Linked DNA regions of Homo sapiens: region 1 is linked to region 2. Evidence: chromatin loops called from intact Hi-C (ENCODE). Cell type or tissue: PC-3. All regions are shown on one strand. Each heading gives the region's core, and the rest is flanking DNA. Links, peaks and the distances in the headings are about the cores only. Region 1 overlaps LOC105373563 (a long non-coding RNA gene). Region 2 has its middle 19 kb from the start of IL1A.

Region 1 (15,633 bases), core at 4,848-7,347, 77 kb after region 2:
GTTGATCCACTGAAGTTACATTATTCAACACCACAAGGAAACTAGGGGAATGAGAAGGCATACTGGTTTGCTTTGGAGTGGAAGGGCAGTGATGTAAGAGGAGTTAATGAGTTAAAGTTTGGATATGCCTGAACTTCAATTTGATATGTGCATCTGATATACCCTTGGGGTGACCCTCCAGGCAATGGTTGAACATGTGTATTTCTTAGTAACTGATAGGCATCACAGACTCACATCAGTAAGGAAGCAACAGCAAACTTGATTGGACGATATACCTGGAACTCAGTACCCTATGACTGGAGCAAGTCTCTGTCAGTGAAATGAGGATAAGAAGAATCTTGACCTTGTGGAATATGTTGTTAGGAATATATGTGATGAACAACATAGGATACTTCCTACAGGGCTCCACATGTAGTAAGGGCTTTATAAATGCTTGATAAATATTATTGTTGTAATTTATTTCCAAAGTAAGATGCCACTGGAGGAATCTTTGGAACCCAAATTAATAACAAATAGGACTGGATGCAATGGCTCACACCTGTAATCCCAGCACTTTGGAAGGCCAAGGCAGGAGGATCTCTTGAGCCCAGAAATTCAAGACCAGCCTGGGTGACACAGGGAGACCTTGTATCTATGAAGAATTAAAAAAAATTAACCAGATGTGGTGGTGCACGCCTATAGTCCCTGCTGCTTGAGAGGCTGAGGTGGGAGGATTGCTTGAGCCCATGAGGTTGAGGCTGCAGTGAGCCATAATTGTGCCACCACACTCCAGACTGGGTGACAGAGTGAGACCCTATCTCAAATAAATAAATAAATAAATAAATAAATAAGTACAAACCAGCAAACACTAATCCTTTCTAGAGATTATTGAACTCTGGAGGGCAGATCTGAATGGAGCCAGCAGAGGGACCTATGGAGATCAGCCTGGCCCTGGACAGCACCAGGCAATGGGGTTGCTAGAGAGGTAATGGGGTTGAACAGGGTTTAAGCCATGAGGTCTCAAGAATCCGTGAAGACTCAGACTAATTTTTTTTTTTTTGCATGAGGATTAGGTGTTCCTAGGAATTTCAATGAGAGCAGGGTTAATGAAGGAATGCAGGGTAGGAGAGCTGAGGGAAGGCATCTGAGAGAGCCTGGCTTATGAATGGCTGCGTCAGTATGGCTCACCTGCTTTCCTTGTATCTACTTAGCAGATGATCCCACCCCAGGCCTCCAGGGCCAAGGTCATTTCCACATAGTCATGGGCCCTTGAGGGCCTGGAGCAGTGTAAGGAAGACAGAGTCTTAAGAAATTGCATTAACAGTCATGGTGCTTGGCAAGTGTCGTCATCCTATGCCAAGCCTGATCTGAAGGGGTGCATGCTCATAGGTAGCTGCTGCCCAAGATTACAGCAGCTTCTTCAATCCCAGATCCATGCTCTCCTATATTCATTTTTCCAGGGGTTCCTGTCCTTCGACAGTGATGAGATGCAGAATGACTTATTGAGTTATTCTCCTGATAGTTGCCAACTTTTCCAAATGACAATGGGGCATGGAGCTTGAGAGTGGAAATGAGGCCCTAGGGATAGCGTGCTTAGGAAAACACTCCCAGCCTGATGTAATTCTGGGGGTACAATGGCATTTTCATCATCAAGACTGATGTAAAGGGTGACTAGCAGTGAGTTGGGGGTGACTCGCACTGGGGCTAGGTTTCTGATTCTGCCTAATCCAGACAGAGCAGAAGCACTAGTGGGCTGGTAGAGGGCCTCCAGGGCCTCACTTAATGTCCTGGAAAAACAGCTCCAGATTGTTGGTTCACGTTCTGAGGACAAGCTTGGGTACTACAGGATAGAGAGAGTGGTGGGAGATGCCGTGGCCTGCCCTGCTGATGCCTGCCCTGCCATTCCTGCGTGTGATGTCTCTGGGGCATCTTGCCTTCCCTGCCCAGACCTGTAGTTCAGCTGAGGGCATGTGGAGGCCAAATGGCTTCTTAGAGTGTTACTTTCCTTGAACAGCTCTGCTGGGAGAACTGGAGGAGCTAGCTAGTCACGGTAACTGCAGCAGTCAAAGGATCGTCCCGGTGGAGGTGGGGTGGAAAGGTAGAGAAAGAGAACATATAGCGTTTTCCTTGGAGATGTGTGGGCATGTCATAGAGGAAATACCCAATTCCTGAGCCTTGAGCCCTCCAGGAAACCTTGGAATATTAGGTTAGTCATCCCCAAGGAAGTCTAAGAATTCTGGTCTCACCCATCTCCTTTAATTCCCACAATGATCCTACATGATATTAAGGAACACGGGCCAGTAACCCTCCAAGCAATGGATGTGGTGGTGAAGTTTGACCTCATGATGGAGCGGAGGTTGGTTTGAAACCTAAGAATTTAATTTATTGTTTCAAACTGTTCTCCACTCAGCGTTATTAAAGCATACATAATTGACACATAAAAATTGTATATGTCTACGGTGTACAATGTGATGTTTCGATCTATGTATACATTGTGAAATGATTACAACAAGCTAAATAACATACCCATTCATCGTGTTTCAAAGGAATTAAACTCAAGCACAAAAGAGAGGTGCTGTTGAAGAGTAGGGCTGCTCTATCTAAGTAGTATGTCTGGGGTTGTCCTGGATCAGGGTCCTTTTGTGCTAGTAATAAACCAGCCCTTCTGGGGCTGCTCCACTTTCCCCACATTTTCTTCTGGAGCCTCCCTAAGAATTAGGACATGGCCACTTTCTCTGCATAGGCTTCCTACTTCAACAAGGACAGGGCTTGTGCTGCCCCATGCCACTTGAGTGTCCCTACAGCACAGAGCTGAGTGCACACTGGCTGAGTGAGGAAATCCCCCAGATTAATCTTGGTTCTAAGCATCATGGCTGTATTTCACACGTATATGAATTACAAATTACAGCATAGTCGAATAAGGATTTTTGTGCTACAACTGGAATCCCAGATTATGCAAATTGGATAGTATAATATTGAAATTCCTAGGACTTTTTATTAGTTTTAAAAAATTATACAAGCTTAGAGTAAGAAATTAAACAGTGCAAAAGAATTCACTGTGAAAAGTAAAATGCTCTGTCTCTGCTGAGAGACAGATATTGCAGCCCAGATACTACTGGGGTCAATAGTTTCCTTTAAGCATGCCATTTTGATGGTTTATGGGACTTACAGCTCAAGAAGCTTGACACTAGGGTTGATCTCAGAAAATCATTGTTGCAGGTATTAGATATGACCGTCTCATAAAGATACACACACAGACACAGCGATTGGAGATATTCACTGGGGCTTATGGGCTGCTTGTCCTTTCTGCTCTGTGCCTAAGTTGGGCTCAGAGTAGCCTGGCATCGGCTGTGGGGAGAATGCTGGCATGGGGTTAGCAGGAGCCCACTTAACATGTCCTAAGCCACCTGGAAGAGTCCTTCAAGGAGACCAGACTCCAGAGGCCCTAAGGAAGGAAGGACTTTTGCCCGTTTTTAGGTATTCTAGTCCCAGAGTTTAGGGAGGAATGGTTTGGCTTTGGGTCGTGTGCCCCTTTACCGAGTGGGATGGGATGTGCCCATGAGCTGTTGAGCTGGCTCTTGGAGAAGACAGCAAAAGCGGGAATAAGAGGTCAGGAAGCTGTGTGGTTGTAGGAAATCCCAGCAGAGGGCCTGGGGGTCAAAAGTGGTCATGGTAGTGACGGTGGAGGCTGAGGTGGTAGAAAATCAGAGGACAAACCCCATGGGCTGCTGGTGATCTGACCGAGCTCCTATGCTCTCCTGGTTCATTTTAGGCTCTGTAGCAGCAGATGATTGGCTGGTGTGAGAGCAGTGCACCTGCCATATCAGGCAATCCAAGACAAGTCCAAGCTACGCTGGGAGGAAACCTGAAGGCAGCAGCAGGTAGACTGGCTGAAGACAGACAGGCAGGCAACTTGTCAATCAGATTTGTGTTTTTAAGGACTTTTAACTGGGGAGCCCTCCATGACAGATCAGATGAGAGAGGAATCTGGGTCCGCCCATGTGTCAAGCTACCAGAGGGTCCCATCGGTGCTTGGATCTTCTTTGAAGCTGGGTCTGAGGTTTGCAGGTAGAGGGTGAGCTGGTCAGAGGGACCTATTGCAGAGCTAACCAACACCTTCCCAGGAATGCAAGCACAAGCACCCCACCGCGGGCAGGCGGGCAGGCACTTCTCCTTTTGCCACCAGGACCTCACAGAGGCTGATCTGGCTCTGTGAGGTGGGAAAATGGGTTGTACTTAGTACATAGAGATAAAAGGCTTAGGAGGCCCCTCCATCCTGTGACCCTGTCCCCAGACCACAGGTGCCGGCAGGTGCTGCTATTTCAAGGCTGGGCCTCAGTGCAAGCTTGTGGTTTCTTGCCCACCTGTGATGTCCTCCCACTAATGAAGGGGCTCTCCATCCTCTGTCTGCCTCTAGCAAGTGGAGGCTCTGGGCCCTGGGCAAGACACAGGGGGAAATGCCATCTGTTATCCAAATATATTTCAATGGGACAGGAAAGGGCTCTTTATGTCATCTGACCCCCTTCCCCATTTACTGGCCTTGTACCCAAAGCTGGACGTGCTGTGGTGATGGGGAGTCAAGAGGGGGAAGATTCAGGGGAGAGCCCTGCCAAGGGGGCCCAAACAACAGGCTGACCAGAGCAATGCCTGGCCTTGACTCATGGCCCATGTGTTATATCCTGGGTGTGTTGAATCATCTCTGTTTAATCTTATAAAAAAAAACCCTTTCCTGTGACAGAAAGAGCCCTGGGTTTGTTATTTTCAGTTTATGCAAAGTGGATAAGAGGGGTGAGGAGTTCATGTTGATTGTCCAGGAGGAAAAACCGAGGCAGACACCAGAGCTGGGGCTCATTCCCACAGTTGAGGGCGCATCACCCTAGTCTTTAGGCAGAGAGTGCTTCCCATCATGGCCTGGGCCCCAGCTCCCCTCACATGCTCGGTGCTGCTGGGGAGGCTTGGGAAGGGGCGTGGAGGCATACCGTCTGATTTGGGGAGCTTGTGTCCTGTTGAGAGAGAGGACATGCACACACCCGCCTGCACAGCAAGAACTTCCAAACCTGGCTGCTTAACGTACTCCAGGGATATTTCAAGTGAGAAGTGCAGGAATATGGAAGCAGGGACTCAAGCAGGAACCATGGATGTTGGGGCGTCCATGAAGGGGTAGCCCTGACTAAAGGAAGATTTAAGGAAAAGCACCACTCTTTGTATCCAAAATAAGGCCAGTGCCTGTTGTTTCTTATGTTATTACTGGAGAAAAGGTCAGGGCTGGGCTCTCGGGCTCCCCACGTGTGAGGTTCTTGGGACTGAAGCCTTTGCCTCCAACAGTCTCTTGGGGTCAGAGGCTGTTTTGTTCTTGTTTCCTCAGTTAAGCTGCAGTGGTAACAGGCCGACACACAGGAAATCATAAGTCAGGAGGGCCACTGCCACGCAGGAAAGACCCATCTGAACTGCTGCAAAAGGCGAGTTGGAAATCATTTACTTAATCGTGACTTAAATGGCCAGACAGGAAGGCTCGTTTATCCAAGGAAAGATGAAGGCTTATGGGTTCTGTGTGTGTGTGTGTGTGTTGCTAAAATAGAAGTTTCAGCAATCAAAACATACACAATAAATATTTTATTTGTTTGATTCATTTAGATGTTTCTGGGGCTAGTTTTGAACATTAGGAAATGGAATCATTGGATCATTTGAATTTACCAAAAATGTGGATATTTCTAAAGTAGCAGAAATAAAGGACTTCAGTATTGGAAGGGGCCTCAGTTGCTCCCTCTCTATAGATGGGGAAGGGCATCAAGACAGATGGCGTGACTTGCCCAGAACCACTCAGCCAGGCACAGAGGGAAGCTGGGTCTGACTCACCACCACCCACAGCTGGTCTCTGCATTTTGTAATGCTTTGCTACTGACAAAGTCTTTTGTGTGCCTTATCTCTTTTGATCCATGCATGTTACAGCTGTGGATAACTAGTCCTTGATTCCTCCTCAAAACACCACAAGCATCCTATTGTGTTTAGATGAGCCTGGTCTTTCCCTTCACCCATGTCCAACATGTGAATGTACTGCACCATGCACATTAAAGGCCTCCCTGGACCATTACTAGTGAAGTGAGGCAGACAATAGCAGCTACTGTGGATCACACATCTTCTGTGTGACAAGGACACTGTCAGCCATTTCATATTTATTATTTTATTTTCTCCTTACGACATCACTAAGTACTGGTGATTATTATCCTTCTCTCTTTGCAGGGATATAAACCAGGCTTAGAGGAATTAAGTAACTTGCCCAGGTTCCTGTAAACAGGAAGGACAGCAAGTCCTCACTAAATGTCACTGATAGGTTCTTGGACACTGACTTTAAGTGAAACAACATGCAGCAGGTCCTCGAATAATGTCATTTTGTTCAATGTTATTCGTTTTCTTATATGTCATTTTGTTTAAAATTGTGGTTCCCAAGAACCTATTGACGACATTAATAGGCTCTTAGACGCCAGTGCTATTTCTAAGTCAGAAGTACAAAAATGTGAAGTAGAGACTTGATAAGGGACTGTGGGTGTTGGGGCATCATCCATGTATTTAATCCAATATATTCAAAATGTTACTTACACAGTCAATATAAAAATTGTTAATGAGATATTTTACATTTTTTATTATGTGCCATGTCTTTGAAATTTGGTATGTGTTTTACACTTTACACTGCAATTCTGACAAGCCAATTTCAAGTGTTCAACAGCCACATGTGGCAAGTGGTCACCATATAGGGCAGTGCCACTCTATAACAAAAGAAAGGGGAAAATATTTCTGGAAGGATGGTTGTTGGGAGTTGATGCCATAGTCAGCTCTTAAGGAGCTGAGCTTTCAATATTCCTGGCATGGGATATTGAAATATCAGCAAGAAATTAAATGACATAGTAGTCATTATGCCTAAATTATTGTTATTTTTTGATTGAAAAAAGTTGAATATTTCAAATATCAAGGTAGTAGTGAGATATAATAAAGAGAGAGTCAGTTCTAAGTATAGAATTGCTGATTCAGTTAAGCTCTGTTCTCCAACATTTGGGCCACATTGAAGAGACCATGTAGCTGCTTTCAGCCTCGGTTTCCTCCTTTGCAAAATGGGGATTACACTACCTGCCTCACAGAGATGTAAACTTATGACATGTTATCATGATTGCCAGGGCCCACCTGTTTTCTTTTAAACATTGAAATCACTGTGCCTGAAACAGGGATTTCCCTGCCCTTTGTGCAAGCTCCAGAAACAGGAGTCAGCCTGAGTCCCGCAGCTAAGAACGTGGATTCTGGTCATTTTCTCATAGCGAACACACTTCACAGGTCCTTCAAGGGAGTACATTTTCCTATAACTCACCTTAATCTCAGTTGAAGCCTCGTTTCTTATTTTGCACTGTGGCCAAAAACTAAATCTCATTTCTTTCACGTAAACTTCAGCAATTCAATAATAGTACAGTCATTTTATGTTTCAACTGAACCAAGTCAGGGTTCCACTCCTGCCTCCCCTTTCTGCTCTGAGGACATCCATGAAGTGGAGGGGGTCTATGTAGCCTGGAGCTATTGGTGAGGGGCGATGGGTCCGTGGTGGTCTTGGGGAACTGCGGGGCTGTGTCTGGCTGGTCTGGTGTCTGGTGATTGGCCTTGTTCCACGCGGTTCACGCTGCAGGACAGTTCGTGTCCTTCTTGTCCTAATGATCAGCTTTTAGGCTCACGGGCCTGTCTCTGCTGAGATATGGAATAGGACAGCCTCTGGATCTTCTTTAAACTCTCCTGGGGCCACAGGGGACTCTGTTTGTGTCTGTGCCCACATAGGATGATTCTGCCCAGACCTTTGCTGCCATTTCTTGCTGTTCTGCTGTTTTTAGTCTCTGGAGGGCTTGCAGTTTCCTTGGGGTCCCTGTGGAAGCAAAGCAAAGTCCTCTCCACGCTCAGATGTCTAAACGTATCTGGGTTTTATCGTCCACCCATCCCAGAGCTCAGTCTAGAGGAGGGGGCAGCCTTCGGGTTCTCTCCTTCCTCCCAGAGCCTCTTCCTTTGCACCAGGGCAGCCTCTTCCTATCTGTTGGAAAGGGCTGTCTGGTTCTTGAATATAGAGTTGCAGGTTTGAGGGGTGTAGGCTGAGGTAAGGCAAACTATCACATGGAATAAAAATTACCCTGTGTCAAGGAACAACCAGAGCTGGACAGTTTTTAAATGTGAAAACCAATTTTATTCAGGACTATGGCGAGAGGTGAAGTAAGACCTCAGTATAGAACTGGGCTCAATTCCAAATGCAGCATGGGCAAATGGGAATGTATAGCCTAGGAGCAGGGTGGGAACCTGTGGATGAAGAATTACTAAAAGGGCATATCAGGGGTGAGGGGGCGTCCTGGCTACACCCACTAACTACTGTTGCTGAAGAAAGGCCTGGTGACATCACTGGGGAATGGTGGGGGATGAAGAATCCAATCAGATGGATATTGAGGATAAGGGGATCTTGATAAACTGGCTTAGGAGGGTTTTTGCTAAAACTGGTTTTCATAGGTAAGTCCACAGATAGGTCTTGGAGAAAGTTCAGGGACCTACGGTTTGTTCGGGCAGATGCTTTGTCATCTGTCACACTGGCACTGTCACCTGGCTTTCCTTTAGTCCCTCCCCCCCTTTTTTTTTTCTGGAGTAGTTTTGGGAGACCAGAGGAGCAGGGAGTTAGGGAGAGTAGTCAGAAAAGGCCAGAGAAAATAAGGAGGTGTCTGTAGGGAAAATCCTTAAATCCTCTAATTAAATTAATTTAATTTATTTATCTGGGACAAGGTCTCACTCTGTTGCCCAGGCTGAAGTGCAGTGGTGTGATCTCGGCTCACTGCAGCCTCGACCTCAGGGCTCAAGCAGTCTTGCCACCTCAGCCTCCTGAGTAGCTGGGGCTCACAGGTGTGCACTACCATGCCCGGCTAATTTTTGGGTTTTTTTTTTTTTTTTTTTTTTTTTTTGTAGAGATGAGGTTTCGCCATGTTGCCCAGGCTTGGTCTCGAACTCCTAAGTGATCCATCCACGTCGACCTCCCAAAGTGCTGAGATTACAGGCATGAGCCACTGTGCCCGGCCTAAATTCTCCAATTTTTAAATGCTTCCCTGTTCCCTGTTCCAGATTTGGGATATTGACTGCTGTTAAATCAGCGATTTCTCCCTGTGGAGAGGTAGCCAATAGGAAGCAACAAGAGTGAGGAGTCCTTATATCGAAATAGAGGGTAAGAGAAGAGACAGATGTTATCTTGGCAGTGATTTAAGAACAGCGAGTCTGTAAGCAAAGCAAAGCAAGGCTCCCAGGTGCTGAGAAACAATGGCTTTCTGGGGAAGCGTCTGTGTTCAGAACCTTAAGTTGGAAACATCTCTGAAGATGTTTGCCATGAAGGTTTTCTTCTGAAGTTGAGTCTTTCATCACTAGGTAGGCGTGTTTTGGAGGCTCTATCAAACAGATCCTGTGTTTATTAGGAAGCTGTGGTTCATAAAGCCCCATGCTAATTTTGCAGGTAGCAGGGTGGCCCTGGCCTGACCCGGGGACAGAGTGGCTGTCCTCCCTCCAGGCAGGAAACTCTCTCCTGCCACCTAGTGGCTGCATACCCACATTTCAAGGGAGCTTCTGGGTGGTGAGTTTACCAGACTATGGTCTGAGGTAGAGTTAAGCAAAACAAAACTAAACTGCATAAAGAAACAGAAAGAAAATCAGGTGTTATAAAAACAATTTGGCATTTGTTTGTGTTTCAGCTCCGTGTCGATTTATTGCTTCCACAAATAGTGCCGATATGCACCAGGCACTGTTGTAAAACTGAAAATATGTTTTTGGATGTGCCCAGTCTGTGAGTATTAAACGATGGTTGATTTGAAATTTGCTATGATTCATATTTCTGGGGGTAAGATGCAGGATTTCTTTGGGGGGCCTAGGATGTGGCATTCCAGAATTCTCAAAGAATCAACCCTGGTGGGACCAGGAAGAGCTGAGCTGAGGCCTCTCTGCTCATGTGTACTTACTGGAGATCATGGAGACAGGTGAGCCTGAGTGCACGTCTCACCAAAGCCACAGCAGAGGGGGAGGAGGCGGAAAGAGAGCTCTCTCCATTTCTGAGAAGTTAATGGTAACAATGGCATACATACCTACTTTACAGTTGAAATTGGAAACCACAGCATTAAGTGTTTCCAATGAAATTTGGCAATTTGGGAGTTTTCTGAGCTGCATTGGATGTGGTTTTGCATGCTGTTAGGATGAGCAAGAGATGATGGAGAACATCTTCCTTTTGAGCTTCCTCTTGGACGTGGGTCACTCCCACTCATGGAATTAGAAAGCTTAGACCTAGACTTGAATCTCACCTTCTCAAGGTGCTCCCGGGCAAATCACTTAAGATCCATCTTCTTCTCCTCCTGCTCCTTCTCCTCCTTCTGAGTTTTTTTTTTTCTTTCCAAAATTCAAATGACACGGTACTGGTAGAAGAAAAGGTCCAAGTCTGCTTTTACAGCTCCCCTCATCCCCAAATGTACTCCGACCCCAAGATGACCATGTTATTATTTGATTGGCATCCTTCTAGTTTCAACTCATTTCTTTGCATGTATATGCACGTACATATACACTATTTTATTTTGCCAGGGGTCACGGTTAGCTGCATTAATTTCTTTTAAAATAATCTTTATTTAGTTATAGTTTACATTTAACAACATACTCATTTAAGTGTATAGCTTGATAAGTCTTCACTGTAAACCAAAAATAAAATTCTAAGCCCCCCCAACCATCTGAATGGACCCCTCTTCTTGGCCAAGAGCATTCCAAAGTTAACCTGAAAAAACTAGTTCAGGTCATGATGGAAGGGAAGGTTGGACATGCCCCAGTATACCCTTCTCCCTTTTGGAATTCAGGAAAAGCTGACCAGCATTAACATCAACACAGACCTTATGTCTGATAGGAAACTTTGACAATCTATTCCCTCTGAAGCTTGCTACCCGGAGGCTTCATCTACAAGATAAAACCTTGGTCTCCACAACCGCTTATCATAACCCAGACATTCCTTTCTGTTGAGAATAATCTACCTTGTAACCTGGAAGCTCCCTGCTTCAAGTTCCCTCACCTTTCCAGATTGAACCAATGTAAACCTTACATGCATTGATTGATGTATTATGTCTCCCTAAGATGAATAAAAGCAAGCTGTATGTTGACTGCCTTCAGCACAGGTTGTCAGGACCTCCTGAGGCTGGGTCACGGATGCATCCTTAACCTTGGCAAAATAAACTGTCTAGATTGACTGAGACCTATCTCAGATACTGTTGGGTTCAAATATATAACTTATGAAACTAATACACAAATCAAGTCATAGAATATTTCCATCACTCCTCATCTACCCCCAAATTTCCTTATGCGTCTTTGCAGTCAACCTCCCACCCCATCCCCAGGCAACTGCAGATCTACTTTTTGTCTCTGCACCTTCAACTGACCCTTTCTGTGATTTCATATGAATGGAATCATGCGCTGAGCAGTCTTTTGTGTCTGGCTTCTTTTGCTCAGCATAATGTTTTTGAGGTTTGTCCATGTTTTTGTGTTTGTCAATGGTTAATTTCTCTCCATTGCAGAGTAGTTTTCTATTGTACATGTGTACCACAATTTGTATATCCATTCCATTGCTGATGGACATTTGATTTGTTTCCAGATTTTGGCAATTATGAATAGAGCTACCATGAACACCCAGGTACAAGTCTTTGTGTGGACTTATGTTTTCATTTCTCTTGGAATGGAACTGTCATATCAATAAGTATATGTTTAACTTTGTAAGAAACTGACAACAAATTATCTGCGATGGTTATGCCATTTTGTTTTTCTACCAGCAATACACGAGCATTTCAGTTGCTCCACAACTTTGCCAAAACTTGTTTTCTTTAATTTGGACATTTAAGTGGTGTACAGAGGCATCTCATTGTGGTTCTAGTTTTCTTTGCCCTGATGACCAATGGTGTTGAACATCTTTTCATGTGCTTTTTGACCATTTACATATCCTCTTTTGTGAAGTATCTGTTCAAATATTTTTGCCCATTTAAAACATTTGGGGGTTTGTCTTATTATTGTGTTGGGAGAGTTCCATATTTATTTATTTATTGAGATGGAGTCTCACTCTGTTGCCCAGGCTAGAGTGCAGTGGCGTGATCTTGGCTCACTGCAACCTCCACTTCCTGGGTTCAAGCAATTCTCCTGCCTTAGCCTCCTGAGTAGCTGGGATTACAGGCATGTGCCACCACACTGGCTAAGTTTTTGTATTTTTAGTAGAGATGGGGTTTCATCATGTTGGCCAGACTGGTCGCAAATTCCTGACCTCAAGCAATCCACCTGCCTCGGCCCTACAAAGTGCTGGGATTACAAGCATGAGCCACTGTGCCTGGCCCATATTTATTTTTTATTCTTTATTTTGTATACAAGTTCTTGGTCAGATACAATAATACCTGGTCAGATGAGATAATGAGTTGGAAAATGCTTTGCAAATGGGGGAGAATAATTTAAATGTTATTTATTTATTAAGAGCAGAGGCCCTTCCTGTTGCGGTCACAGAAGCCGTTTGCTTCTTCTGCCTTTTATAAACCAGCAGAGTTGAGCTACACAGGCTGTCTGTGTTGGCTGCTATTAGTTAATCAGAGAGTTTTTTTTTTCTTGCCTTGTCATTCTAATTTGTGACACATAATTAGCCACAATATGTGTTTTCAGTTGTGACACTGGCCTGGGAAACCAAGGGATGTTTAGAGTGGATTTCCTTGATTTTGCAATAATTGTGTGTTTTTCTGCATCTTCTGTTAAACACAAATTCATGGAAGCAAAACATGGAAGCAAAGTACCCTGGACATCCCCCCTTCTTTATGAAATTGATTTCTCTTAAATGTAATGTTTGCTTGTTCCCTTACTTTAAAAGCAATTTAAGAGTTTATTGAGAAAGTGAGCCCTGGAAACATAGATGCATAGAGAGAAAATTCTACCACCCTCAGGTCCCTATTGTCTTCTCTCATAAAGTGTAGTTTCAGGGCCTTTTAGAAGTTTCTTTTCTGCTCTGATTTGCATGTTTGTGAGTGTTGCTATTTTAAGTATTTGGATTTGGTCTGCAAATCCTATGAGAGATGGCAACAGAGTAGGGATCTCAAAGCCTGCAGGTTGTATTAAGTCCAGCAGGGCCTTGTATTTACAACAGAGGGTCCTTGAAGACATTCCATATATTATGCTAGGGGAGTGGCCAAGCAAACTTTAATGTGTCCCTATGGTGGGATATTTGGGGTTAATACCTGCCCTTCTCTTAATTTCTTTTTCTTTTCTTTTTTTCTTTTTCTTTCTTTTTTTTTTTGAAATGTAGTCTTGCTTTGTCACCCAGGCTGGATTGGAGTGCAGTGGTATGATCTCAGCTCACTGCAACCTCCACCTCCTGGGTTCAAGCAATTCTCCTGCCTCAGCCTCCCAAGTAGCTGGGACTATAGGCACACACCACCATGCCTGGCTAGTTTTTTTTTTTTTTTTTTTTTTTTTTTTTTGAGACGGAGTCTCGCTCTGTCGCCCAGGCGGGACTGCGGACTGCAGTGGCGCAATCTCGGCTCACTGCAAGCTCCGCTTCCCGGGTTCACGCCATTCTCCTGCCTCAGCCTCCCGAGTAGCTGGGACTACAGGCGCCCGCCACCGCGCCCGGCTAATTTTTTTTGTATTTTTAGTAGAGACGGGGTTTCACCTTGTTAGCCAGGATGGTCTCGATCTCCTGACCTCATGATCCACCCGCCTCGGCCTCCCAAAGTGCTGGGATTACAGACGTGAGCCACCGCGCCCGGCCTAGTTTTTTGTATTTTAGTAGAAACAGGGTTTCACCGTGTTGCCCAGGCTGGTCTGAAACTCCTGAGCTCAGGCAATCCACCTGCCTTGGCCTCCCAAAGTGCTGGGATTATAGGCATGAGCTGCTGCATGCAGCTCTCTTAATTTCTTTATTTGATTTTTATTTTTCACTTCAACAGTCTGATAAAAAATGATAATCTAATGATCTTAGTCCATTTCGTGCTTCTAGAACAGAATACCTGAGACTGGGTAATTTATAATAAACAGAAATTTGTTTGGCTTACAGTTCTGGAGGCTGGAAAGTCCAAGATCAAGGAGCTGCATCTGGTGAGGGCCTTCTTGCTGTGTCATCCCATAGCAGAAGGTGGAAAGGCAGGAAAGCATGCACAAGAGGGCTGTGGGGAGGAGGCAGAGATCATCCTTTTATCAGGAATCTACTCTCATGATAACAGTATTAATTCATTTATGAGGGCAGAACCCTTATGACCTAATCACCTTTTAAAGGTCCCATCTCTCAACTCTGTTGCATTGGGGATCAAGTTTCCAACACATCACATTTTGGGGGACACATTTAAGCCATAACACAAGTGAACTTAATATGACAGCTAATTATTTCTAAGTAAGCACACCTAGCAAATTTTTGTTTGTTTTACATTTTTATGATTGCAGCCAGTGTTGGACTCTCTACTCTAATTCCACATTCCTCCCAGGTTTGTTCTAATTCCATTTCTGTCTTGTATTGTTTTCCGCCTACTCTTTTGTCTTGGAGCAGATGGCTTATTCCAGTTTATATGTAATAAAAGATCTTTACCAGCTGCCTTGATTCTACCTACTTAAAACCTCAGGAAGCCATCTGCTTCTCTCTGGGCCCTGCACCTGCCCCAGTGTTCAGGTGTTCCTCATTTTCCTTGGCTCACATCTTAGTCTCCTAACTGGTCTCACAGCCCTGCCCTTCTCTGCAAGGACCCATCTTCCACATTGTCATGAATGGCAACATTACAAAAGGAAAAACTCAAAGCAATGCTGCCATGCCTAAGGACCCTAACCTCAAGGGACTATGTGACATCTGTGTCCAGAATGCTCTGTGACAGCTCCTCAGCCCCATCTCCAGTCCAACCTGGCACTGAGGCCCAGTTAGATGGAACCACTGTGTGTGCTCAGAACAGGCTGGCTTCTCCCTTGCCCTTGGGTATTTTCTCTGCCTAACAAGCTCTCCTCGATCCCTCCCCTTTGCTGGCTTTCCCTAGATGTGAATGTCACAGTAACAAAGCCATGGTAAATGGGTTCCCCGTCATGTCTCCAGCACCCAGCTTAGCACCTGGTATGTACTAAATGAAGACCCTCTGGATGAAGGAACTGTAAGCCATTTGAGGTCCAGGTGGCTGTCCTGTAAATGATCTTAAGCACTTTCCCCTCCCACAGGTAGGGTCTAGAGATAGTTTTCTGTGGGTCTTTGCCCAGTTGTCAAGAGACCCAGAGGCCACAGAACCTCAGCACAATAGTGGTAACTGTGCCATTCAGCTTTCTGCGTCCTCAGACTCCAGCCTTCTTGCTGGATCTCTTGGATCTTGGAGTTTCTCTCTTCTTTCTCTTTCCTCCCACATGCAGGAAGCTCAGGCCTGCACACCCGACAGTTGGCAGTGGGAATTGTGTATTACCTGGTTCCTTTTACCTCACATGAAGCTGACTTTCCCAGCTAAGTCTTTACTCGGTGGGGGCAGGTTATCAGAGGTCCTGGTTATCGAAGTAATATTAAGGCCTTTGTAGAGAATTGGAAAGCATGGAAAAATGGAAGAAAATCATTACCAACTCCGCCTTTCAAAGGCAACCACTCTTCACACATTTCTA
Region 2 (15,633 bases), core at 7,482-9,981:
CCTGGGGGGAGCAGGTATTCCTGTAGAGCACAGTTCCATGCAAACCTGCCTGAAGCCAGCTTGGTAACCTGTTTTACAACTCTGTCATGCATGAGGCACTGTGTTAGAAGCCCTGGGGAATGAGGTGGCAAAGAACACCACTTGCCCTTAACAAGCTTTTAACTTGTGAGGAAGGCAGGTGGAGATGACTGTGATGCCAGCAGAATAGAGAAGTGTTATAACAGAAAGGAAACAGAGGGATGGGGAGGGAGCAAGTGAGGCTAACAGAGTGAACACAGGGACGGTTTCTCAGACATTGCTATGTGTTAGCTTGAAGAGTTAGATTTGCATAGTGGAGGGAGAATGGACATTCCAGGCTGAGGAAATAGGATGAGGAAAAGCATAAGACATACATTTCATGTTTGTTTCTCCTACTTAACTTTTTAGAGCTTCCATTGCCTCATCTGCAAAACTGGGATAGTAATTCTTGTTTTTTGTTTTTTTTTTGGTTTTTTTTTTGTTTTTTTTTTTTTGAGACGGAGTCTCCCTGTCACCCAGGCTGGAGTGCAGTGGCACGATCTCTGCTCACTGCAACCTCTACCTCCCAGGTTCAAATGATTCTCCTGCCTCAGCCTCCCAAGTAGCTGGGATTACAGGTGTGCACCACCATGCCCAGCTAATTTTGTATTTTTAGTAGAGATGGGGTTTCACCATGTTGATCAGGTTGGTCTTGAACTCCTGACTTCAGGTGATCCACCCACCTTGGCCTCCCAAAGTGCTGGGATTACAGGCGTGGGCCACTGTGCCTGGCCCTGGGATAGTAATTCTTACTTCACAGAGTTTTGGAAGGATGAGATTGTGTTTGTGAGACTGTTTGGTTTAGTGTCAGTTTCCTTTTCCTTCTCTCCAAATGTCCAGCCTTCCCCAATCTCTACACCTTTGCTCAATCTATTCTTCCTTTCAGATTTAGTCTCTCTCTCCCACCCATGGAATTTAGACCTTTCTTGGCCCTACTAGTCCAGGTCCTTCCTTGACTTAGGATGGAAAGCATAGATTTACTTCAGGGAATGTCAAATGTGGCTGGCCAAAAATAGAGTTAAAGCCCAATAAATTTGGAGTAGAATGCAAGCTTGTTAATAGTAGGTATAAAAGGCTGGAATAATTATTGAGGGTTATCAGTTCTTTCATTAATTCATTCACTGACTCCTTCATTCATAAAAGATGGGGATCTTTGATTCAGGAACATGCTTAGAGCTAAGGACTGTGTGGGAAATAAGAAAAGCGTGGTTCCTAACCCCATGGTGCATCCCTACTAGCAGAGAAACCATAAATTACACGTATAATCATGGTTGGGTGGCACATCAGTCTGTTTGTGCTCCTATAACAAAATACCATAGACTCGGTGGCTTATGAAAAATAGAAATTTATTTCTCACAGTTCTGGAGGCTGGGAAGTTCAAGTGCCAGCATATTGGGTACCTGGCAAGGGTCTGCTTTTTGGATCATAGACCATACTTTCTTGTTGCATCCTTACACGGTGGAGGGGACAAGGGAGCCCTCAGGGGTCTCTTTTATAAGGCTACTAATCCCATTCATGAGGGCTCTGCCTCCCAAAGAGCCTTCCTCCAAATATTATCACATTTGGGGCTAGGTTTTAACATATGAATTTTGGAGGAAGACAAACATTCAGTCTACAGCAGGTGGTCATTAAGAAAGGAGTAATACAGAGTGCTATGAAGATATATACTGGGGAGACCCTGATTAGTTTAAAAAGTCAGAGAGAGTCCCTGAGAAAGCAACATCATGAGTAGGAAGGGTAGGGATTAATCAGATGAAGGTGCAGGTAGAGATAGGGAGAGGGATTCATGTCTCAGGCAATGGGAACAGCACTTGCAGAGGCCCCAACACTAGAAGGACTATGGTGTGTTAGAGAACCTAAAGGAGGGCTAGGGAGGCAGAAGCCCAGAGAGCGAGGGGCAAGGGGCATGAGATGAGGCTGAAGAGATGGGCAGGGCCAGGCCATGGGCAACCTGTGAACATGTCAAGGGCAGTGGTTTATCCTGAAGGCAGTTTTGAGGTGTTTCAAGCAGGAGAGCAAGCACATCAGATTTGTATTTTAAAACAATCTATATACATCCAAAGGAGGGGGCAAATGTGGGAGAAGGTGAATGCAGTCATCCAGGTGAGAGCCGCGGGGATGTGCTTGAGAGATGTATCTTCTGGAGGGAGCAGCCAGGACACGGTGTTCTGAGGGGAAAATGCTTTGAAGTATGATGGGCCTGTGAGGCAACACCGGCAGGAGTCGCCTACATGAAGTTAGAGCTCAGAAGAGGCAGATGGGCTGGAGCTAGAGATGCGGCTCCTCTGCAGTGCGAGCCGTGAGAGTGGGTGGGGTGGCCAGGGAGGGTGTGCAGAGCGGGAAGGTACGCCCAGCAGCTGACCGACCAGTGTTCACCCAGGATGGGGCAGATGAGGGCCCCGGGAAGCAGAAGCCGGAAGATGGGAGGGAATGTGGAGAGTGTGATGTCCTGGAGACAAGGGAGCCGACAGCTGTGGTTCATCCACGTAGAGATAAAATCGGTGTGGTACACACCTCCCTGTGAAGCCAAAATCATCACCGGCTCCTCATTGCTGCTGGTGTTCCTCATTGCTCTTTCCAGCAACCTCTGGCCTGATTTCAGTGCCTTCTCTTCAGTCATTCAGTGCCATATTCTGCCCCCAGCTCTTTCTCAACTTAGAGGAAAATAGTCTGATAAAGTCTTTGATGAAAAATTCCTAGAACCTAATGTGGTACAACTTACAGGCACTTATGTCTTTCAAAAGATGAGTTTGGAAAAAGTAAGGCCTTACCTTGGGCCTGGGACCTTTGCCAAAGTGAGGGCTATTGACCCACTGAAAAAAGTAAATGCATGGGCATTAGGTACAATGTAATTTAAAATTTTGAAAATTAAGATTAGGCATTGTAATATTTTATTCCATTAGCCAGATGTGGTGATGCACACCCGTAGTCATAGCTACTTAGGAGGCTGAGGCAGGAGGATGGCTTGAGCCTAGGAATTCGAGGTTACAGTGAGATATGACTGCACCATTGCATTCTGGCCTGGGCAACAGAGTGAGACCCAGTCTCAAATAAATAAATAAATAAATAAATAAAATTCTTTATTCCATACTTGAAAGCAATGTTAAAAAAATCCATAAATCCAGTTCATACTAAAAGTAGAAGAGAGCAATAAAAGAATACATAAATGACAGACGGAGAGTCTGTCAGAGTAAGGAGAAAAGATTAGAGAGGTAGGTGGCATAGGGGCAAATTGTGCTGGGCCTTCTACGTTTAATATCTAGACTTTCATTAATGAGCAATGAGGAACCACTAGAGTGTTTTCAGCAGAGTAGTGAGGGGATGCAGAAGATTCTGACAGTGATGAACACAACAGATTACCACATGAAGTGAGTGAAGGCTGGGAGATCAGTCTGCTGCTCCAAGCGCACAAAAGGAGAGCCTGGGCCAGGGGAAGCGGTGATGGGCCCACCAAACTGATGGGAGGGAGGGTGGGAGAATGGATCTGGGGAGGGAGGGGCATCTGGGTATGCAGGAGAGCAGAAGGGGGACTCTAGGGTAATATCAAGATCTTGACTCTGGACCACAGAAATAGAGAAGTCTGGAGGAGGAAATGGTTTGGGGTGGAAAATGATGCTTTGGGCTTTAGACAATCTGAGTCACCATATGGGGCAGGTTTAACAGATAAGTATTTCCCAGATTTCCCCATAAGTGAGTTCTGCTTTGTCTGTGGACCCTGGGAATTTCTATAGACCTGAGCCAGGGGCATGTCAGAGTTTGGAAAGAAGGAGTTCTTAGAAATAGATAGAAAGTGTGGAAGTGACACATTTACCACCTCCTGGGTTTGAGGAAGGAAACTGGGCCTTCAGACTCTTGGTCTCAGATTTCCTTGAATGTAGCCTGAATAAGGCAGTGGGTTGTATTTCAAAGCCAAACTTGCAGTATTTAAAACCAGAGGGGGAAAGCGTGGGTTAATAAGTGCTATTTTGGAACCAACAAAGCATCTGAAAAATTAAAAAATAAAAAGGCAGCTGGGCGCAGTGGCTCACACGTGTAATCCCAGTGCTTTGGGAGGCTGGGGCGACAGGATCACTTGAGCCCAGGAGTTTGAGACAACATTGCAAGACTGGGCAACAAGCAAGACTCTGTCTCTACAAAAAATAAAAAAAATTAGTTGGGCATGGTGGTACATGCCTGTGGTCCCAGCTACTCCTAAGTTGACGAGGGAGAATTGCTTGAGGCCAGGAGTTCAAGGCTGCAGTGAGCTATGATCACACCACTGCACTCTAGCCTGGGTGACAGAGCAAGACCCTGTCTCTAAAATAATAATCGTAATACATTTTTTTTAAAGTAAAACAAAAAAAGGTCACACTTTCTCATACCAAAATAAATTCCAAATAAATTAAAGGCTTAAACATGAGAAAGTTAAACCATAAAATTACTAGAAGAAAATAAAAGCAAATATTTAGATAATCCTGGGGATAAATTTCTTTGGAATGAATTTCCTTAAGATGAATCTCTAAAAGTGAAATTCAGGGTTCAAAGGTCTTTTCTTTGTCCTTTTCTTTTCCCTTTCCCTCTCCCTTTTTCTTTCTTTCTCTTTCTTTCTTTCTTTCTTTCTTTCTTTCTTTCTTTTTCTTTCTTCCTTCCTTCCTTCCTTCCTTCCTTCCTTCCTTCCTTCCTTCCTTTCCTGCTTGCTTGCTTGCTTTCTTTCCTTCCTTCCTTCTTTCTCTCCCTTTCTTTCTCTTTCTTTCTTTCTTTCTTTCTTTCTTTCTTTCTTTCTTTCTTCTTTCTTTCTTCTCTTTCCTTCCTTCCATCTTTCTTTCTTTCTTTCTTTCTTTTCTTTCTCTCTTTCTCTCTCTCTCTCTTTCTTTTTTTTTCTGGTGAGACAGGGTCTCATTCTGTCACCCAGACTGGAGAACAGTCGCATGAACATGGCTCACAGCAGCCTTGACCTCCGAGGCTCAAGCGATCTTCCTGCCTCAGTCTCTCAAGTAGTTGGGACCACAGGCACATGCCACCATGCCCAGCTAACTTTTCTTATTTTTCATAGAGACGAGGTCTTACTGTGTTACCCCAGGCTGGTCTCAAACTTTTGGGCTCAAGCAATCCTCCCACCTTGGCCTTCCAAAGTGTTGGCATTACAGGTGTGAGCCACTGCACTCAGGCCAAAGTTCTCTTCAGTTGTAAGGTTTTTGGTACTCTATTGCCAAATTGTCCTCCAAAAAGGTTATGTCTTTTTACCCTCCTGCCAACATTATATAAAAGTGTCCACTTTTGTAGACTTTTACCAATGCTGACTACTTTTGGTTTCAAAAAAGCTTTCAGTAATTTTCTATTAATTACTTTTACCCTTTTTTATTGAGGGTGTTCAACTTTTTATTGTTAGCATATTCTCTCTGGGCTCCATTGGACGCCTTGGCAGCTTTTTGGTAGTAGGTGCCTTTAGAAAAGTCCTTCTCGTCTGGCCCTTTCTAAGCAAATCTAGTGAACAGAATTGGCTCTATGCTCAGCATTGCTTAATACGGTTGATCCAGGGCCTAGGACTCATTCCTTCATTACCATCCACTTGCATTGTCTTAAAGCAAGGCTCTATTAATTTAATTTGGCATTTCCTGTCCCAGCTCTTTAGTTTCATTAAACAAAGGCTTTAGAAAACTCCCAGTAGATGCCTATGTTGCTTCCTTTTAAAAAATTTTGGAGCTGTTTCCCTAGCCTAACCTTTTCTTCAGGGCAGGAGTTAAGTCCCTTCTACTGCATTCCTGTGAAGATGGTGATTCAAGAGGCAGGGCACCTGTTGCTTTGTGAAACAGTCCACTCTGCAGCTGGGCAGCTCTGTTACTAGAATGTTCTCCCTTCTGGGGAGCCAATATTTTGATGTCCTCTGTGAGTCTCATCTGCTTATCCCATCTGTTTATGTCCTTGAAGATGCACAGGTCTGACACCACGAGGTAGCCCTTAGAAATTTGATGGCATTTCTGATGTGTCCCCAACTCTTCTCCAACCACTCCTCCCAGAGCTTGTTTCTTAAGCCCCTTGTGGAGCTGATTGCTTTCCTCAAGGCAGCTCAGTTTTTCCCAGTTTGCTCCTGGTGGTCCTGAAATATGATTGACTCCTGAATACTCCAGGTGTGAAGGAGAGTGGGGGTGGCCTTTCTACTTGTCATGGCCTGGGTTTTAAGTTGCTGTCCAGTGGAGCAGAGGTGACTTTCCCAGTGAACTACATTTTTTCCCCTCTAAATCCTTAGCAATTTTGTCTCCAGAGGCAAGACCTGGCCAAACCATTTGTGTTGAGGATTGAATCAAGAATGATTGAGGAGATGACAGTAGTCCCCCCTCATCTGAGGAGGGCATGTTCCAAGCCCCTCAGTGAATGCCTGAAACTGTGGATAGTACCCAACTCTATATGTCTATGATTTTCCTATAAATTAATACATGCCTGTGACAATGTTTAATTTATAAATTAGGCAAAGAGGCCAGGCGCAGTGGCTCAAGCCTGTAATCCCAGCACTTTAGGAGGCTGAGGCCTCACCTGAGGTCAGGAGTTCGAGACCAGCCTGACCAACATGGAGAAACCCCGCCTCTACTAAAAATACAAAATTAGCTGGGCATGGTGGCAGGCGCCTGTAATCCCAGCTACTCGGGAGGCTGAGGCAGGAGAATCACTTGAACCCGGGAGGCGGGATTTGCGGTGAGCTGAGATCGTCTCATTGCACTACAGCCTGGGCAACAAGAGTGAAACTCCGACTCAAAAAAAAAAAAAAATTAGGCAAAGAAAGAAATTAACAACAATAAGTAATGAAATAGAACAATTCTAACAATATACTATAATAAAAGTTGTATGAATGTGGTCTCTTTCTCAAAATTACCTTTTTTTTTTGAGACAGGGTCTCACTTTATTGCCCAGGCTGGAGTGCAGTGGCACGATCACAGCTTACTGCTGCCTCGACCTCCTGGGACCAAGTGATCCTCCCACTTTAGCCTCCTGAGTAGCTGGGACCACAGGCATGCACCACTGTATCTGGATAATTTTGTTTATTTTTTTTTGCAGAGAGAGGAGGTCTCACTATGTTTCCCAGGCTGGTTTTGAATGCCTGGGCCCAAGGGATCCTCCTGCCTTGGCCTCCCAAAGTATTGGGATTACAAGCGTGAGCCACCATGCCTGCCCCAAAATTATCTTATTGTTCTATACCCACTCTTCTTCTTGTGATGATGTGAGGTGATCCATTGCCTCCTTGATGAGATGAAGTGAGGTGACTGATGTGGGCATAGTGATGCAGTGTTTAGGCTGATATTGGCCTGATGATATGTCAGAAGGAGGGTCATCTGCTTCGGTGATCCTGGATCATAGAGTCATGATGATGTCAATGGTTGGATGTCAGGAGCAGACGATGTCAATGACTAACGATAAGCTGGACAGGTGGGATGGTGGCACAAGATTTTATCACGCTACTCAGAATGGAGCACAATTTAAAACTTCTGAATTGTTTATTTTTGGAATTTTTCATTAATATTTTTGGATTGCAGTTGACTGTGGGTAACTGAAACTGTGGAATGTGAGACTGTGGAAAAGTGAGGGAGTACTGTATTATGGAACTGTAACTCTATTCGGTAGGGGAACAGAATTCACATTTGTGGGGCCCAGGTCTCTGCATCTGTAGGGATCCAGTTGTTTCATTTCTCGTTGTAGCAAGAACTTGGCTTTGGAATCAGACAGATTGATGTTTTCTATCATTCTAAATGGGTGCAGCTACACTTTCCTCAGGAGGTAGTTCTGAAAATTTAACAAAATGTGAATTTCTTGGTAAAAAAAAAAAACCTCAAAAATATTCAGTTTCCTTTCCTTTGTGTCTGATGTACTCCATCAAATACTTGGAAATATGTTTCTCTCATAGAAATGTCATTGATCTTTGTAATTCTGATTATCCACAAACCTTGGGGATTAGCTGTTTCAATGTTCCTATTTTACAGATAAGAAAATGGAGCCTGTGGTAAGTTAAGTGAGTTACTCATGGCTACTTAACTAATATTTTACTAGGTGATAGGCCAGAGCTAGAGCCCAGGTCACCTTCTTATCAATGCTCTGCCTTGTCTCTGTGCCTTCCTGTCTGTCTGTATGTGTATGTGCCTGTTGACAGTAAGGCATAGTTTAACCCAGTAGAACTACCGGTTTGTAATGAATTCCACTTGTAAATGACTGACCATTCAAGGAACAAGTGTTTTTTCTATGCTTGACACCTGTTTTGGATGCCAAAAAGGATACAAATGTAACTTCAGACACTCTGGGCCTCATTTTGCACTCATTAGCATGTCCAAAATTAAAAAGACTGACCACACCAAATATTGGTGAGGATGTGGAAGAACGGGAACTTTCATACACTGCTGGTGGGGATGTAAAATGGTACAATCCCTTTGGGTAACAGTTTGACGGTTTCTTAAAAAGTTAGACATATATATTTACCATATGACTCAGCCCTTCCACTTCTAGGTCTTTACCCAAGAGAAATGAAATGCTGTGCTTTTACAAATGTCTATACAGGAATGTACATAGCAACCTTATTTGTCATTGCAAAAAACAGAGACAATTCAACGTTGTCAAGAGTGAATGGATGAGCAAGCTGTGGTCTGTCTATGCAATGGTATCCTACTCAGCAAGACAAAGAGATGGGCTAAGGATACGCACAGCCATAAGCATGAATCTTGACATAATTGGGCTGAAAGAAGCCATACATGAAGGAGTATATACTCTGTCATTTTATTTATGTAAAATTCTAGAAAATGTAAATGAGCCTATGGAGACAGAATGCATCAGTAGTTGTCTGATGTTAGGGGGCAGGGAGTTGGGAGAGAGGGGTTACCAAGGGGCGTGAGGAAATTGGGAGTGATGGATATGTTCATTATTTTGACTGTAGTGATAGTTTCACTGGTGTGTACATTTGTCAAAATTATCAAATTGCATACTTTACATTTGTGTAGTTTTTTCAATGTTAGCCGTACCTCAATAAAGCTGTTAAAAGACTATACTGGCTGGGTGCAGTGTCTCATGCCTGTAATTCCAACACTTTGGGAGGCTGAGGCCAGAGGATCACTTGAGCCCAGGAGTTCGAGACTAGCCTGGGCAATACAGAGAGACCCAGTCTCTACCGAAAAAAAAAAAAAAAAAAAAAAAAAAAAAAAAAAGCCAGGCCTGGTAGCATGCAACTGCTGTCCCAGCCACTTGAGAGGCTGAGGCAGGAGGGTCACTTGAGCCTGGGAGGTGAAGACTGTACTGAACCATGATCACACCAGTGCACTCTAGGCTGGGCGACAGAGTGAGACCCTGTCTTTAAAAAAAAAATAAGAGAGACTCTCTGGACCTCATGGTTGTGCGGATGTAAAGGAATTGTAGTAACAGTAATTCCAATTTCCCTAGTTCCTGTTCTCTTCTGACCAAGAACTTGGAGCTGCCAGCTAGTCTCAGCCTGGTGTATCTCGGAGTCCTCAGAGGCCATCTTACATGAAAATCGGTCTTGCAGCTACAGTCCCCCAGGCACTGTTCCTGTTATTGCTGAGAGCTCATTGCCTGTGAAGCTTCATGATGGCCCAGCACTCGCCCTGCTGCTGCTGACCAGGGGAGAATGCGGGTGTCCACTGTGGAGGCCTCTCTCCTCTGAGGACCCATGTGTGTGTTTTAAGGCCTGTGGCCATTCTGCATTCGGGTAGGAAAGAGGGCATCTCCCTGGTACTCACTGTGTCTTGGGCACTTTTTTACACTCACATCTCACAGTGAAAATAACGCCTCCAAGCCTCTTTCTCTGTGACCTCCCATGGCTGAGCAGAGACAGCTGCTAAAGAAACGTACTGTGCTGTTTTCTCACGCCCCATTCCTCCGCGTGTTCTCCCCGCCCTTGCATACAGATCAGTTCATACTCATACATGACTTCCTGCTGCTTGCCCTGTCAGACCACCTGACATGTCTGGACGAGTCTATCCTAGCATGGGCACGAGGCCTCAGCTGGGCATTCCCTCCCCACCGTGGGGCCAGGTCTTCATGGCAGCTTCCCCGGCAAGTACCACGTACAAAAGACTTTTCCATTTCCCAGTGCCTCTTCTTGGGCTCCAACTTAGAGGTGGAAGAGCCAGAAGGAGGGGAAAGAGGTGAAGAAAGAGTGAAGGATGGACCTGCTGCCCTTCCCCGGAGCTGTGGGTCGGGCTGAAAATTGAATGGGCTGTGGGGTTGATGTTTTTCTTTTTTTCTCATCCCCCAACCTCAATTCTCATCATGACATTTTCCAAACATACAAGTTAAAAATGAGCATAATGAATATCTGCAAACTCAACTTCCAGAGGTTTTAATTTTTTTTTTTTTTTTTTTTTTGAGATGGAGTTTCACTCTTGTTGCCCAGGCTGGAGTGCAATGGTGTGATCTCGGCTCACTGCAACCTCTGCCTCCCGGGTTCAAGCAATTCTCCTGCCTCAGCCTCCCGAGTAGCTGGGATTACAGGCATGCACAACGCCCAGCTAATTTTGTATTTTTAGTAGAGACGGGGTTTCTCCGTGTTGGTCAGGCTGGTCTCGAACTCCCAACCTCAGGTGATCTGCCTGCCTCAGCCTCCCAAAGTTTTAATTTTCGAATATAAGTTTTGAGTGGACTAACCTGGAATGAGTTTTAATTACTAAAATGAGACTTTTATCTTCTTTTTCAAAAATCCAGTTAAAAAATAATAGTATTATTATTTTGTGTTTTTTAAAAAAGATCCAAGTTCTACATGTAAACAGTCAAATGGTTTTACAAAATTTGTTGCAAAAAATAATCAGATTCTTGCCCTCTTCCCCCATCTCTCGCTTCCTATCTGGTGTTTAGTGCTTGTTTCTTAATGACCGCTTTTACTGTTACTTCTTGAATTTTGAGTTTTACGTATTAACAATTATCTTTAGAAAATGAGGATTTAGGTTCTTTGTCCTGCCCTAGTCTATACCACACACATCCACATTTCCTACCTCTTGATCTTCCTAATGCAATTATATCTTCATTTTCTTAGACTAGTAATGAGTGCTTGTATCATTATGAATATGTGCTATTCAGAAGTGAACCATTAGTAAACTAGGTATTTTTCTTTGTTTTTTTTCCCCCTTATTTGCATAGTTTCCTATGTACTTATCATGAAGGCTGGATATAGTTTATATTGGTGGTCTTCTTTAAGAAAACAAATATAAAATTGTAAACACAAAATTAGGTATAGGGTCTTGGAAAGGACTCTTGCAGATTAAGTGTTCTGAAATTTAAATTTGATTAACTTTACAGTAAATCCACCTCTGATTATCATTAATTTCACTTTAAACTTTTCACGAATTATTTAAATCTCCTCTTAAGACATTCAGATGTATTAGGCAGTTTCTTTTTATCTTAGGAAAAAAAAATTCCTAGCGCTCTCTGACCTGCTCCAAGTTGGACTGGTGGCTCCTTGTTGCTGTGCCTGCTTTCATCCTGGGATCTCCCTTCACCATCAGGATTGCCTTCACCTCATTCCAGTCTTGGATCTTTCTTCTTGTTTCTTGAGTATTTTTTTTTTTTTTTTGCTGCATTCCCTTCAGTGGCCTCTTGGGAAAAGATGTGTAGGGAGAAAAATTTTCTTTAGAAACTTGCATATCTGACAATATATTTATCCTATCCTGACATTTGGTAGATAGTTCAGCTGGGTACAGAATTCTAATTAATTTTCCTTCCTGATTTATAAGACATTGCTCCATTTTCTTCTGGCTTCCAATATTGCTGCTGAGAAGTCTGACACCATTCAAATGCCTGATTTTTTCCATGTGATTGTTGTTTTCTGTCTGGAGTGTTGTAGGATTGCCTCTTTATCTACAGTGTTCTGAAATTTCATGACGTAGGTCTTTCTTCATTCATTATGGTAGACACTCAGTGGGCCATTTAATCGGGAAAAACATGTGTTCTTCAAGTTCTACAAACTTTATTACTTCCTTTTTCTTGTGTCTTTCTCTGGTCTGTTTTCAGCCCCGAGTCTCTTAGATCTGTCCTCTAATATTCCTATTGACTTTACTTCATTTTCTAAGTCTTTATCCTTTTGCTTTACTTTCCGAGAGACCTGCTTAACCTTATCTCCCAACTCTTTTATTGAATTTCATTTCTTTTACTATATATTTTTTACTTTGAATACACCTCTCTCTTCCTCACATTTTCCCCCATAGTATTTTGTCTTCAATTGACAGTTCTACTATCTTATTACTCTGGAGATATTAATAATAGTTTTTAAATTTTTATTTATTTTTATTTTCAAAACAGTGTCTTACTCTGTCACTCAGGCTGGAGTGCAGTGGTGTGATCATGGATCACTGCAGCCTTGATCTCTGAGCTCAAGCTATCCTCCTGCTTCAGCCTCCCAAGTAGCTGGAACCACAGGCATGTGTCACCATACCCAGCTAATTTTTTTGTTTTTGAGGTGGAGTCTCACTCTGTAGCCCGGTCTGGAGTGCAGTGGTGCAATCTGGGCTCACAGCAACCTCTGCCTCCTGGGTCCTGGTTCAAGCAATTCTCCTGCCTCAGCCTCCTGAGTAGCTGGGATTACAGAAACACACTACCATGCCCAGCTAATTTTTGTATTTTTGTAGAGACAGGGTTTCACCATGTTGGCCAGGCTGGTCTTGAACTCCTGACCTTGTGATCTGCCCACCTTGGCCTCCCAAAGTGCTGGGATTACAGGCGTGAGCCACTGCACCCGGCCACTAATTTTTAAATTGTTAATAAAGACGAGGTCTTGCTATGTTGCCCAGTATGGTCTTGAACTCCTGGGCTTAAGTAATCCTCCTGCCTCAGCCTCCCAAAGTGTTGGGATTACAGGTGTGAGCCACTGAATCTGACATTTTTTAAAAGTTTTCTTCTCTTTACCAAGTCTTTTTTCCCCTTTCTGCTTTTTTGGGTTGTTTTATTTTGATCTCTATCTTGCTAGAAACTTTCTGCAGACGTTTAGTAATACTAGATTTTTGAGAGTGGGCAACTGGAAAGCTGATTGGAAACTCTGAATACATGGGTGAGGCTTGTTGGCTGTGAGTGTCATTGCTTGATGTCCTGGCAAGGCCAATGGGTTTGGGACCCCTACTATTAGTATAGGCCTGATTCCCTGGGAAAGGCTCTTTTGATCTCCTGCCTGGAGGATAAAGGCCTGGCTACCAGCCTTCTGTGTGTAATGTGAGGGAGAAGGGCTGGAGTATTCAACATCATGCTGAATCCTTTCAATGATCATCTTGTTTTTAGTAATCTCCTACCTTAACTCTCTGTCTTCTGCTAGTATGGGAAAGATGACCTGAAAATCTAACCATTTATTTTTCCCCCATTAATATCATTTTATGATTATTCAGAAGTTAAATAATTGTCATGCTGTCCTCCAAAAAGACTGAATCAACTAGCAACAAATAAGAATTTTCTCACAGCTCTGCCAGCATTTTAAAAGAATAGCTTTATTGAGCCCAGGAGGTCAAGGCTGCAGTGAGCTGTGATTACACCACTCTACCCCAGCCTGGGTGACAGAGCAAAACCCTGTCTCAAAAAAGAAATTTAAGGAACAGCTTTATTGTTGTAAAATAGACATACAATAAACAGAGCACATATTTAAATTGTGCAACTTATACTTTGATATAACCCTGTGAAAACATCACCACAATCAAGATAGTGAATATATTTATCACCTCCTGATACAGTTTAGCTCTGTGTCCCCACCTAAGTCTCATGTTGAATTGTAATCCCCAATGCTGGGGGAGGGGCTTTGTGGGAGGTGATTGAATTGTGGGGGTGCACTTCCCCCTTGCTGTTCTTGAGATAGTGAATGAGCTCTCATGAGCTCCCCTTCACTCACTCTCTTTCCTGCTGCCATGTGAGGATGTGCTTGCCTCTTCTTTGCCCTTCTGCCATGATGTGTTTCCTGAGTCCTCCCTAACCATGCCTCCTGTACAGCTTGCAGAACTGTGAGTCAGTTAAATCTCTTTTCTTCATAAATTACCCAGTCTCAGGTGGCTCTTTATAGCAGTGTGACAAGGAACTAATATACCTCCTAAGTTACCTCAAGCTTCTTCTTAATTCCTTCTCCTCCCTTCCTTCATTGCCAAGCAAACAACCACCTGTTTTCTGTCACTATAGATTAGTTTACATTTTGTGGGTTTTTTTTTTTTTTGAGACAAGGTCTCACTCTGTTGCCCAGGATGGAGTGCAGTGGTGCGATCATAGCTCATTGCAGCCTTGAACTCCTAGTTTCAAGTGGTCCTCCCACTTCAGCCTCCTGAGTACCTGGGACTACAGGGGTACACCACCACAACTGGCTTAAAAAATTTTTTAAATAAAAATGGGGTCTTGTTATGTTTCTCAGGCTGGTCTCGAACTCCTCGCCTCAAGCAGCCCTCCCTCCTTGGCCTCCCAAATTGTTGGGATTACAGGCATGAGTCATGACTCCTGGCCTAGTTTACATTTTCTAGAGTTTTGTATAAATGGAAACATACAGAATGTATTTTTTTGCGGAGTGGGGGAGTGTTTCTATTTCTTTCTTTCTTTTTTCTTTTTTTTTTTTTTTTGAGACGGAGTCTCGCTCTGTCTGTTGCCCAGGCTGGAGTGCAGTGGTGCGATCTCGGCTCACCGCAAGCTCCACCTCCCGGGTTCAAGCAATTCTCCTGCCTCAGCCTCCTGAGTAGCTGGGACTACAGGCGCCCGCCACCACACCTGGCTAATTTTTTTTGTATTTTTGGTAGAGACGGGGTTTCACCATGTTAGCCAGGATGGTCTCGATCTCCTGACCTCGTGATCTGCCCGCTTCGGCCTCCCTAAGTGCTGGGATTACAGGCGTGAGCCACCGTGCCCGGCCCAAGTGTTTCTATTTCTTAACCAGCTTTCATGCAATCTTTTTTTATTTTACCATCTCTGTGATCCCACTCCCAAAGGTACTAGATGTCGATTGGTCCTTAGGATCAGCTACCATTTGCCCAACTGCTTTCCAGCCTTCCAAAAATTTTTTTCTTTTTTTCTTAAAGATACTCCTGTGTGAGGCTCAGAACTCTTGAATTGCTACTGCAAATATGAACTCGGTGATGTGAATGCCAGGGAATTGCCTGATTGATCAAAGAAATGTATCCCCTTCTCCCTCACTCTTGCTGTCTTCTCATTTGTTTTCCCCATCCTTGTGGATTCGTGAATTTAAATATCCCTTTAATGTTATAATATTTTAATGGCGTTTGGCGAAAAGTACAGAATTAGGTGCAAGAGTGCATAGCTGTTATTTTTTTTTTTGGCCTCTGAGACTGTTCATATATGCAAGTTATTTAACAGAAAGTTCTGCAGTGACCTGAGATGTCAGGGGGGTCTGATAGAGTACGTTTGAAGGCAGTTACTGGAAAAAAATAATGCCATTTCTGGTTTGTACTTCGGTAAGTTCAGATGACCCAATATATTGTTTACATGTGGCATTCAGTAAAAAAGTAGCTTCCCCTCCCTTTCTTCTTCCTTTTCTCCTTTCCTGCTTCTATAAAGCATCTGCTTTGGGAAACTTCTTAGGAGGAGAGCTTGCCAGCCCGTGGGTAATGGAGAGGTCTTGCAGAGATAAAAGAGATGCTCCCACTC

What was found. Hi-C counts contacts between places; a loop is a spot of excess contacts. Peaks named below come from ENCODE experiments on the same cell type or tissue, not always from the same donor. Only the 100,000 strongest peaks of a DNase experiment are listed, where the experiment ranks them.
Region 1: it touches region 2 in a loop (12-fold over the local background); 8 of 110 quality-filtered maps call a loop at or near these places.

What each region holds. Positions count from the first base shown.
Region 1 is chr2:112,875,539-112,891,171 of GRCh38, forward strand. It overlaps LOC105373563 (a long non-coding RNA gene), which reads right to left. Exons shown (of 3, transcript XR_001739645.2): 2 at 15,444-15,544; 3 at 14,087-14,180. Among named protein-coding and RNA genes, the nearest start is that of IL37, 28 kb to the right of the region's middle. RefSeq lists enhancers at 4,075-4,224, 4,685-4,764, 5,718-5,787. In PC-3, for the core only: no CTCF peak of the experiment used is centred there; a DNase peak (open chromatin) is centred at 5,913; H3K27ac peaks cover 2,500 bases.
Region 2 is chr2:112,795,797-112,811,429 of GRCh38, forward strand. No RefSeq gene overlaps it. Among named protein-coding and RNA genes, the nearest start is that of IL1A, 19 kb to the left of the region's middle. RefSeq lists enhancers at 8,055-8,114, 9,512-9,621, 9,704-10,204, 9,852-10,191. In PC-3, for the core only: no CTCF peak of the experiment used is centred there; DNase peaks (open chromatin) are centred at 8,185 and 8,545; H3K4me3 peaks cover 891 bases; H3K27ac peaks cover 2,479 bases.